2 separate regions of the Homo sapiens genome follow, and region 2 is linked to region 1. The links are chromatin loops, found by intact Hi-C in ENCODE. Cell type or tissue: OCI-LY7. All regions are shown on one strand. Each heading gives the region's core, and the rest is flanking DNA. Links, peaks and the distances in the headings are about the cores only.

Region 1 (6,122 bases), core at 637-5,636:
TTCGTAGGCCACCAAAGGTAAACTTCTTCCCAAAAGTAGTGACAAAATTCCACTGTAGAATCCCAGACTAACAGAACCACATGAAACTTTGAATATCATCTAGGCAATTCAGTTCTGTCATTTTATTAATGTAGAAACCAAAACTTAAGAAAAGCAAAACAATTTTAAAAATTTTAAAAAGAAAACCAAAAAACCAAAATGATTTATACAAATATTCTACCCAGATTACAGGCGGATGTGAATCCTCACTATATTATCACCAGCCCACGAGTGAAACCTACGCAACTATTTGCTATACCACTATCCCCATGCTAAGTAACCCTGAACTTTAAAGACTCCCAGGTGGACCTGATTTGGTTTAGACTCCTACAGTTTTGACTCTTCTGCTTGATAGCAAAAATAAGAACCAAATCCCCTGTTTAGGACCTTTCTACTACACTGTCCAACTTTGTTTCCATGCCCCAGTCTTTAACAGTGGGCATAGCTTTCTTAATCTTGAGATGCACATTTCTCTAAGCTTTACATTTCTAAAATCTGAATACAATTTACAATCAAAGTAAAAAGAAAACTCCAGCCTCCAGACTGAAAGGTTAAGACATGATGGGTTGTTGTAACCTATGTATGTGCAAACTTGGCTATACATAGAAAAGATTACAAGTTGAGTATCCCTCATGCAAAATGCTCAGGACCAGAAGTGTTTTGGATTTGGGATTTTTTTCAGATTTTGGAATATTTGCATATACATAATGAGACATCTTGGGAATGGGACCCAAGTCTAAGTATAAAATTCATTCATGTTTCATATATGCTTTATATATATAGTCTGAAGGTAATTTAATATAATATTTGAAATAATTTTGAGCATGAAACAAAGGTCATGTTAAGTACTTATGTGCAGAATTTTCCACTTGTGGCATCATGTTGGTGTGCTCAAAAGGTTTTGAATTTCAGATTGGGATGTTTGACTTGTATTCACTTCACCATCACTGTAATTATTTGTCTTGATAGCTCCCTTGCAACTATAACTTAGGTTAAACAAGGATTTCAGTGTGATTCAGCACTAAAAGGAAAAGCTACTGTGTACACAGAAAATTATATCAGAACCATGCCAGGAAATACAATTACTAGCAGTGAAATTTCCAAATATTGCAGAATAAATCAGAATTTTCAAAGTTTGCAGATGTTAGCATGGTGACAGTTAGTACCAAAGGAAGTGACATGAGGAAAAAGAGACAACAGGACCCTTGGGGTTATTATTCATGGTATTATAGTATCGGGGTAACAACTCTCGGGGTAACATATCCCAAGTTGAGATCTTGGCTCTTGGTCCCAATATAAAGGATTTCCTTGGTTGCCTCATTTCAGTACGTCTCGAGGTCACATATGGAAGCACTATTAATTCTATCTAATGCCAGGGCTACCCAGGGTTAATTCACAAGCCCATATGTCTTGCTAGAAAAGCTGAGAGGTAAACAGTTGTGTATAGTATTAATATATGGAACAGATATTTCTATCACCCTTGTTAAAGAAATAAAAATTAGCACCGAAACCTTGTCTTCCCAGGCTTAGTGTGTCATCATCTACACAACCTACCCGTAGTCTTTTTATGCATACGCTTGAATACTCTTTCCTTTTTCAACCCTTGTTACTGGCCCTCTCCAGCCTTCTATCACCCATCTTCCTCCAGTTCAGAGCTCAACTGAAATCTCTCTTTGAAATTCACTAGCAATGCCCTTCTGGTCAAATTCAATATTCTTTTCAAAACGTTTCAGGATATGAGACAGAGTACCACCCTTTCTTTATTAGTTTTTATATGACACTAAACTTCCCAAACTTACTTTGCACTTGGCCCTTTGGTACATCTCAGATGTACATCTCCAAGCCTCTTGGCCTTTTACCTGTGCTCCAAGCTTGTATTTTAACTACATCCAGGAAACACTCTGCTTGGCTTACTTATCTATGCAAAGTCAAGCAGAGTGTTGTAATCCAGTTTTTTCATCACTCTGACTTTGCTGGTGATGACCCTTATTTTCCTCACCCTACCCACTACAGCACAACTATACTTTTCTTCGCAGTGAGAGTATTTCCAAATATTACAAACATGTACCAACAGGCAAGTAAAAGACCTAACATGCACAATGTCCTTTATGCAGTTTGCTTCACTACAGCTGAAAGCAGATCACATCACTGCTGGCAAAGGTGAAGGCAAAAGTTGGAAGTTATTTAAAAAAAACTTTCAGGGACTAATGTCAGCCCCTTTTATCATCCAACCTATTCTTCTACCCCAGTTCTTCTGAGTAATCTGCCTTACCCCTTTTCTCCATTCTCAACACATGCCCCCTTCTCAAGGAGACGTGTCCTCTTTTCTCCCTCATCCAGCTTTGGAGTAAAGCATACTATATAGATTCTCCTTTTCTTTTTATTAAATATGTTGCTTATCTCTGTATACATGGCTAAAACCCTGACCTCCAATTCCCTCCAGCCTACTATCCTAGGTTTTGTTCCTCAAAATACTCAGTTCTTCTCAATTCAACCCTCCTGGGGCTACCTTGCAGCAGTAATATCAAAGTAAGCTTGTCAAAATAGAGAACACCATATAATGTACATAAAATTTTCCTCTAGTCCAGATAATATTTCACCCCTGAATTTAGGGCATCAGAATAAACGCCTGATTTTTTTCCAGATAAATTCCATTTACTTCTGCCACTTTTAAAGAATTTAAGATGCATTGTTTATCATTTAACCCACATCACATCTTAAAAGAACAGGGCACTCCCAAATTCACAAGCTCTTGTTTTTCCACATTATCTTCATTTTCCAGTCTCCTAGTTTCTATGGAATTAGCCAATATAATGTTAACTGATATCAGAGAAAACACACTAAGAATAGGCTGCCCAAATGGCAAGATGGGATTTAACAGGGTAACTAATACAAAGGCTTTCACTTAGATTCGAAATAAATCACACAAGTACAGCATAAAGATCTGGTTAGCAGATCTGAGGAGTTTAACAACACATTTTAGAAGAGTCAGAGCCTTTAAAAAGTATCTTTTAATCCATCAATTCTACTACTTACAGTTGTCTGAGGAAACAATAGGTGAGAGCAAAAATCTAAACTTGCAGATGTTCATTACAGTATTTTATGATTGAAAACAACCTATGTGAATGACAATACAATGACAGAATGAATCCTTATACAATCATAAATGAAAGACTATATAGCCATTAAAACTGGTATTTTAGAAGCATGTTTAAGGACAAGGGAATGGTCCTACTACTAAAGGGCAGGAAGTAAAGCTGTATAGTGTGATTACAATTACAGTCCTGTCAAGTGACCTTGTTTTTGTTCCACTTCAATGAGTTGAGGGGATATTTTAATATACAGAGCAGATGTGCACACTTTGCCTTACCCCAGGCCCTGAAAAGAAATGGAGAAACTTCTATGTCTAAAGGTGAGTGCTAAAACAATAACCAAATTTCTTATTTCCTCTCAATCTAAGTATGCTTTTACACAGTTTCTTATTAGATTTTAATTTGACTAGTGGGTAGGTATTATAAGGATATGGTAGTTAAGTTGATGGAACTCAGAGACAGAAAAACTTAAGTTAAAATCCTATCTTTGCCAGTCAGGCACTGAGTAATCCTGAGGAAGTCACTTAACTTATTTGAACCTAAATTTCTTCAACTTACTTCCTAAATTTATAACATACTAACAAACAGTACCAATCTCAGAAGGTTTGAGGGTTAATGAAATAACATACATAGAATACTTAGCACAGTGCCCAGCACATAATAAAATGTTCAAAAATTAGTTTATGCACTTTTTCAACAAGTATTTCTTTGGAGCTCCTATTACGTGCCAGTCTCTGGTCTAGATGCTAGACAGAGAATCAGAGCTAATGTTGAGACAGCTCTGGTAGGCAATACTGACACAGAACACAATATAAACCATATGCATATACAACAGTGAATGTTCATGGTACCTATCAGCTCTTTCTCCTTCATAAATATTCATACAGTTTTTCAACAATATGACTGAACAGACCTGGCTCAAGAACTTCACTACAGTAGCAGTAGGCACACACAGAAAGTATATTTTCAGTTCCAACCCAAATTAACAGTGTAGGGACACACCCAGTGTGTATATGTAATATCCCTAATAAATAAGTTAATATCTAATTAGCCATAAAATGTTCATGCTGGAAGGAATATGAACAGAAATATCAGATCCCAGCTCCTTTAGAGATGAAGAAACAGAAATGTCCTAACAGTTACATCAACATAATCTAGATTTATTCCAAAAGTACACAAAGAAAAAAAGGATTACTTGATAATCTACAGTGATTTCCACCCCTACTCCCCACAACCCCTCACGTAGGACAAAACCGAAAATTTCAACCTTTCCCTTTGGAAAGCACGAGTGGCTGTAGGAGAGACTGGCTTGGTTGCACAGATAATAAGGTGTAATAATGAACGTAAATGAAAGTGGCTGATCATCCTGGGCTAGGGGAATGACATACAAAACAGAACTGTGGTAGAGAAGGAACTGTGGTAAGAGAAGGAAGTGGTAACCACTCCCAGCTGCCATTGACTCGGGGCAGAGGAGAGCAATACCTGGGCCAGCAAACAGCGAAAGATCTGTTGGAGCCACAGTTGAAGAAATGAACTGATGGTCCTGGGCAGTTAGTAATTTTAGAAGCAGAAAGCAAGGCCTGAACACCTTTTCTCAGAACACAACAGTGAATGTAACCTGTGTAGGAAGAAAGAAAAAACCTTTAGGAGGATAGAGATAATTAGGATTGAGATTCCTGCCCTCAGATTCACAATGCAGAGAACACACCACTGATAAATGATGATGCAAAGTGCACAGATCAGAGGACAGAAAAGGGAGATTTCTCTGAAATATGACACCTAAACTAAGACTTAAGGAAAGCTAGTGAAGAAAGGAAAGTCATTTTAGGTAGAGGATATACAAAAACATTGTACAAAAGATGCCAAAATAAAAGTTTGAGCCAGGTGTGGTGGCACGCACCTGTAGTCCCAGCTATTTGGGAGGCTGGGGCACAAGGATCACTTGAGCCCCAGGAGTTTGAGGCTGCAGTGAGCCATGATCAGGCCACAGCACTCCATCCTGGGCAACAGAGTGAGATCCTGTCTCAAAAAAAAAAAAAAAAAAAAGAAAGAAAACAGTAAGGGAGTTTGGCAGTTTAGGTGATGTAAACAAAAACAAAAAAACTGATAAAATTCAACAGCTATTCATGATTTTTAAAAATCTTAGTAAACTGATAAAATTCAACAGCTATTCATGATATTTAAAAATTTCAGTAAATTGCAGAATTTAAAAAAAATTCTGAAATAATCAGATTAAATAAAAGGCATAAAAGTAGGCATTACATTTAATGTTGCATGACTGTCATTTTCCCTTGAAATCACAAATAAGAAAGAGATATCCATCACTACTTCTCAACATTGTATTAGAAGTCTGAGTGTAGTAAGTCAGAAATAAACAAAAGGAAGATAGACTGGAAAGACACAGAACTATCATTACTTGCAGAGGACAACTATGTACATGGAAAATCCAAAAGTGACCTACAGATCAACTATTAGAATCAATTAGTCAATCTAGCAAGGTCACTAATATAAGGTTACTCACTATACCAAAAAAAATTAAATTAAAAAATCATTCTTAAACCAGTAATAAATAGAAAACGTTTTTTAAAAATCTAAAAACTAGGAATAAACCTAACAAAAGACAGGTAAAGACCTCTGCAGAGAAAGCTTAAAAAATATTACTTATTGATAGAAATTACAAAGGAGATAAAATAAAATTTTAAAATGTATTTATAAATGGAGAAAAGTGACAAGTTCCTAACTGGAAGATTCAATACTGTAAAGAGGTCAATATTCCATAAAGTGATCTGTAGATTCAATAAAATCAAATCAGAATCCCCACAGGGTTTTTTTATTCAGTGGGAACTGACAAGTTGATTCTGAAATTTATATGGAAAAACAACATCGCAAGAATAACCAAAGCAATCTTTGAAAGACTTAACACTACTCGATATCAAGACTCCTAACATCATAATAATTAAGACAGTATGGTAATGGCACAAGGACAAATGG
Region 2 (6,122 bases), core at 535-5,534, 110 kb before region 1:
AGAAAACCCCTCAATCCAGGGCAAACCAGAATGGTCACCCTAACTGGGAGGCAGACAGCCCTGGCTCCCCTCTCTGCTATACAGTCAGTAGCTATAGAACTTTGTGTGAGTCACTCCACCTCTGTGGGCAACAGTATTCTCACCTGTAAAAGAGGTTGTCATGAATTCCTCAAAAGAGTACAGAAGTTGCTATATGTCAAGATATCTAGAACAATGTGAATGTTGGAAAAGCTTTCAGTAAAAGTTTGATAAAGGGGAATTGAAGTTAAGAATATTGATAAAGAAAATAAAATATTAGCAAACACAATCCAGTAGCACATTAAAAATAATACATCACGACTTTTTTGGAGGTCCCCACGACCACCACATATTCAATGATTTTCTAGAATGACTCAGGTTTCAATATATAATCGTCCTCACAGTTAAGGATCATTACAGGGAAATGACATGTATTAGTCTGTTTTCATGCTGCTGATAACGACACACCTGAGACTGGGAAGAAAAAGAAGTTTAATGAACTTACAGTTCTGAATGGCTGGGGAGGCCTCACAATCATGGCGGAAGGCAAGGAGGAATAAGTCACGTCTTACATGGATGGCAGCAGGCAAAGAGAGCTTGTTCAGGGAAACTCCTGTTTTTAAAACCATCAGATTTCATGAGACTCATTCACTATCATGAGAACAGTGCAGGAAAGACCTGCCCCCATAATTCAATCACCTCCCACTGGGTTCCTCCCATGACACACAGGAATTGTGGGAGTTACAATTCAAGATAAAATTTGGGTGGGGACACAGCCAAACCATATCAGGACACAACAGAATCACCAGAGGAAAAAGACATGGGTGGAATGGAGAAATCCATGCACAGTCTTCCTATATTCTCTCCCTTCTGTAAGGAACACTGCAAGCAAGTTCCTTTCTCTAGCAACAATCAATGCAATAATGTTTCTGCCAGGAAGCCTGTTAGAGACTCAGCACCCAAGGTTTTTTTGTTGGTGGCTGGCCACATGGGCCTCTTCTGCCTGGCAACTACCAAAATTCCAGACTCTCAGAGGAATTACCTTCCTCAGAAGGAAAGCTGGTGTACTGGATAAACCACATTGTCAATCAGCCCAATCAGCCTTATCAGTTAGGGAATGATTCAAATGCCAAGTTTTCAGACACCAGCCAAGGTCCAACCTTGCAAACAGAACATTCTAGAAATAGCAGGGTCTGGCTGGCTATGATAACTCTTTTCAGCACAATGACCAAGTGGAGTTCATTTCAGGAATGAAAGAATACACATAAGTGATCACTAGAATCTGGCTCCCTAAGCTGCTATGTGTAACAGCAAATCCCAGCTGGCTGTGCCTTCACTGGTCCAAGTTCTATACATGGTGATGTGAATGCCATCAGCTCTGCTAAGCAAACTGGTCACTACCAGATTCCCTGCTAAAAATTTACCATCAGCCAAGGTCTTCTTGGCTTCTCAAATCAGAACACTGGATTTTTCTCAGTTCACCTGGAGATGAACAACTAAAGATGACTAGATCCAGACCAATCTAAACAGAAACAACGCTTGCCTCATGCATAAAGAGGCCGACTTTTTATTTACAATGGAGGATATATCCTTCTAGTGAGCCAAAATGCTTGTGTTTCAAATGTGGGGTACCACCTTTCTCAAGAGTAAGATATCTGGAAAGCATAATCAGTCATCAGAAAATTGCTTTAAGCCAGGCATGGTGGTTCACACCTCTAATCCCAGAACTTTGGGAGGCCAAGGCAGGGGGATCACTTGAGGCCAGGAATTTGAGATCCTACCTCTACAAAAAACAAAAAAAAGTTAGCCAGGCATGGTGTTCATGCCTGTAGCCCCACCTACTCAGGAGGCTGAGGCAGGAGGATTGCTTGAGCTCAGGCAGCATGTCTTCTGATATAGCTTGGATATCTATATAGTATCCCTGCCCAAATCTCATACTGAAATGCAATCCCCAATGTTGGAGGTGGAACCTGGTGAGAGGTGATTAGAGTATGGGGGTGGTTTCTCACAATGCTATAAAGAAATACCTGAGACTGGCTAATTTGTAAAAAAAAAAAAAAAAAAACAAACAAACAAAAAAACAGTTTAATTCACTCACAGTTCCACGGCTGTACAGGAAGCATGGCCGGAGAGGCCTCAGGAAACTTAGAATCATGGCAGAAGGCAAAGGGGAAGCAGGTACTTCTTACATGGCCCGAGCAGAAGGAAGAGAGAGGCAGGGAGGTGCCATACACTTTTAAACAACCAGATCTCACAATAATTTACTACCACAAGAACACCAAAGGGGAAATCTGCCCCCAGGATCTAATCACCTCCCACCAGGCCCCACTTCCAACACTGGGGGTTACAATTTGACATGAGATTTGGGCAGGGACACAGACCCAAACCATATCACACAGTCTCAGGTATTTCTTTATAGCAGTGCGAGAACAGCCTAATACATCCTCTATAAAAAGAGGCACTGCTATGCAAAAAAGAACAGAATGAAGGGCTCTGTGGTTTCTCAGGGCCTTCCAGCTCTACAGCTGTGACTGTGCATCCCAGCAGGTGCTAGCACACACACGAAAAGGCGTACTTCCCCAGACACAGTGCAGACAACGCAAAACAAATAGTACCCTGGTTACAACTTCAAAGAAGAGAAAGGGGGACAAATTTAACACACCTGTTTGGGTGATGGGCCTAGAATAAAGTATATGCCCAGTGACCCTGGCCCCACATTGTGATTTCTGCTTTGGGCTCCTGCTTTAGGGAGTGGAGACTCCCAGTTGAGTGATCTCAAAATCTGCTATGTAGCAGCTGCAGATTCCTTCCAGGTGCCCCTGATGCATGTTAAAGTTTGGGAACCACTCATCTAAGCAGCAAGTTGCTCTATATTCTACAACCCAGACCAATTTAGATAGATCCCTAGAAGAATGAGCATGTTTTCTTACTGGCAACTGTATTATTGAGTAGAACAGGAAAGACAATAGAGCACGCAACTACGTGATTCATTATCTACGATGCGTGTGACCAGAGTCAATGGGAAGAAAAATGAGTATGCATGTTTGCAGGACTAATTTAATCTTTATATATGTAATTCAAATTCTTCCCCTCATGTCTTCATTTGCTTTCTGAGGCATAAACTTCTAGACCTTTCCTTAAAATGGAGCAATCCAGACTTTGTATGACTATACCTTTGATTCCAATTTGGTGCATTTGCATGTTTTATCTTATTTTAATGCCTTCAGCATGGGAAAGAGACCCAGTTGTCAGAGTGACCAGGAATAGCATTTCAACAGTTTAGCCCTTCTCAAACCTTAACCCTACTTGGTCAATTTCACTGTGTTCCAGGCTCACCTAACATTTGTGGTCACAAAAATGCAAAACACTGCAGTTCTGCTAGCTGCTTCTCCCTATTTTGTCTCTATAAAGTCTCATGAACTTGACTTTCTCCTAAAGTTGCTAACATAATTGATTTTATTTTTACTAGCTAGTCTTGCTGTCTTCACTCCTTCCCCTTTGATTAACAATGCCCACTATTCAAAGCCTACCACTTAGTTTACCTACTTCCAGAGCCTACCCTCTAGAGACGTCAACAGGCTTATGCACAGGCTCAAAATTGGGTTCATAGTGCAGTACTGGGAAGAAGCCCTGATCTGGAAACAGAAAAGACTGGTTCTGGCCTCTGTTCTGCTGCAAACCTGCTGCACAATCTCAGGCAAGTCCCTTCCCCTCTCTGGGCCTGTCTCCTCTGTCATACAATGGAGAAAACCCAGTGAACTCGCAGCCCTTCCAGCTAGGGCATCTCAGGATTCTCTGCTTTTCCTCTGTTGGACAAGCGATCACACAGTATGGATTTCCTGGGGACAGTGCCAGTTTTGCAATCCCTGGCACCACAGCCCATACACCATGAGCATACTAGTTCTTAAACTGTGGTCCTGACTATTTGATTTCACCAATGGCAAGGGGGTTTGAGAGGGCTTCCTACTGGTTTTTCCATAATCACATAGCCATTTCTAATTTGTAGCCCCAGATAGGAATAGGATCCTAGTATACAAATGCCCAGTCCATTTAAGCTAATGACCTTGCCAGGTCATTTCTAAAACCCCAATAAAAGGGCATGGCACACAGTGCCCAGTAAATGTCTGCTGATGCCTAAACACTATGCTTTCTCTATAACTGCAAGAGCTCCATAGAATGAACAAAGCTCAGAAGGACTGAAATACAAAAACCAATTCCTTCTGCAGAATCTAAAACCTCAAACTAAAGCTATTTAAGGCTTGAATTACATCAAACAATAGTGGGGCATATTCTTGGGACTGTTATTTTTAAAGGCACTACCTTTCAAGCTCTATTGTTGGGATATCCTTCCCTCACCCCAAATACTTAAGATTCCCATCTACGTAACTCTAGTAGGTCAGTCAAAGATCTGCAGTGAAATCCCAGCTCTTCCACTTATCAGCTGAGTGGCTTAAGCTTCAGTTTCCTCCTGTGTAAAATGGGGCAAAGAGCAAACTCCTCATTAGATTGCTTATTAAATAAAAAAACCGTATCTCTAAAATTGTTGCAAATGCGCACTTGTTAACTGTTAGTCAAGGAGTTAAGGATGATCTACCCCAAAATATGCCGATTTGATATATTGATTATTTAAGGAACTGTAAGCACTTAAATAACTGTAGTTGTGGAAAGGGTTATCTGACCTGTACTTTCCTACATGTAGCAAACCATAAAATATCCTTTGAGGAGGATGCCTTCCCCATACCAAGGTGAGAAAATATCAGGCCCTGAGCATTGCTGCTGCAATGAACCTGTACAAATAAACTTATTGAAGAAACCCTTATATTCCACTATCTCTACAACCCTCCACCCCATATATCTCCTGGTGACTTCCCTAGAATTTACTGCCCCCATCTCAGATCCCTTTGCCCTGTCATTTCTTCACAAATTTATTGTTCTTTGTCTAAAACCTGTAAGTTTTCTCCCTTGGCTATTTCCTAGGGTCTTTATTCTCTTGTGAGGGTCCCCATGTACAATGTAAAAATTAATACAATGTGCATGCTTTCCTCCTGTTAATTTGTCTTGTATCAATTTGATTCCAGACCCAGCTGAAGATCCCACTGAAGAACTAAGATGGTAGAGGTGATCTTTAGCTTCCCCTACATTAGCTAGTTAACGCAGCATTCTTACAGCTTTCTCGTCAAATCTCTTATCTGTTGGGAATTATCACACCTATACTCATTTATGCATAAGAAAAGTGAGATCCAGAGAAGTGAGTTGCCCAAGATCACACAATTGCTTATGTTTTAGGGCCAGCAGTTGAACCCACGTCAGGAACACTTCCGATCACAGAAGATGGAGTAAAGTAGATACGCTAAGTTTAGAAGGTGCACCCAAAGAATCAAACAAACTTGGTCCTGGCCCTCCTCCGGCATTTGAAGAGAGGGACAATGGCTCTGGAGCTACCAAGGGGCAGCTTTATGGGAATCAAGAGCATGGCTCCCTGCACATAGGAGCTCCACATGCTTGACAGTATTTTCTGTTGAATGAATCCAGCTTTGTAGGCATTTTCATCTATTTTAACTTGATGCCAACATTTGCATGATTTCAAAACATCCTTTTCAATTCTTTCTGTGGGGACACTGGCACCTGGAAAAAAAGACTGATAAGGACAGGTGTGAAAACAGAAGCTACAACATATTTAGCTTCTCCCAGGCACAGATGCTATCCTCATCCACTGTCTCACTGGAACATGTCTAGGGTAATATTAGGGCCCACAGACCCTACTCTTTCTAATCCCTACTAGTTTCATGGACTCACTGGGCCTTTTCTCTTAACATATTTTTTCCCCAATGGCTTAACAGGCTTGACCCAAACTGCAGTTATAATGTAACTCATTTTTCCAGTTTTAATTACTTAGAGCTTCTACTCAGCATGTGCTAGCTTATGCATCCATCAGAAATGGTTAGAATTATAGTCCATGCTCAAGGGAGACTGAGGATTTGTTGGGCCAAGGTAAAGATTTAATTAGGCTTTCAGACTTACTATAGATCCCTATTCCCTAGGGCTCAGGAAACAACAATCTAGGAATACCTATTAAAGAGAATACCTTAAAGAGAAAGGAACAC

What was found. Hi-C counts contacts between places; a loop is a spot of excess contacts. Peaks named below come from ENCODE experiments on the same cell type or tissue, not always from the same donor. Only the 100,000 strongest peaks of a DNase experiment are listed, where the experiment ranks them.
Region 2: a loop joins it to region 1, with 3.0 times the contacts of the local background. A loop is called at or near these places in 2 of 110 quality-filtered maps.

The regions. Positions count from the first base shown.
Region 1 is chr9:99,117,699-99,123,820 of GRCh38, reverse strand. The region is part of intron 1 of TGFBR1 (transforming growth factor beta receptor 1); the gene reads right to left. Among named protein-coding and RNA genes, the nearest start is that of TGFBR1, 16 kb to the right of the region's middle. In OCI-LY7, for the core only: no CTCF peak of the experiment used is centred there; DNase peaks (open chromatin) are centred at 2,510, 3,370, 3,910 and 4,570; H3K4me3 peaks cover 4,567 bases; H3K27ac peaks cover 4,687 bases.
Region 2 is chr9:99,232,511-99,238,632 of GRCh38, reverse strand. LOC124902230 (a long non-coding RNA gene) reads right to left here and starts at 667. Exons shown (of 2, transcript XR_007061690.1): 1 at 524-667. In OCI-LY7, for the core only: no CTCF peak of the experiment used is centred there; DNase peaks (open chromatin) are centred at 2,182 and 2,552; H3K4me3 peaks cover 3,411 bases; H3K27ac peaks cover 4,237 bases.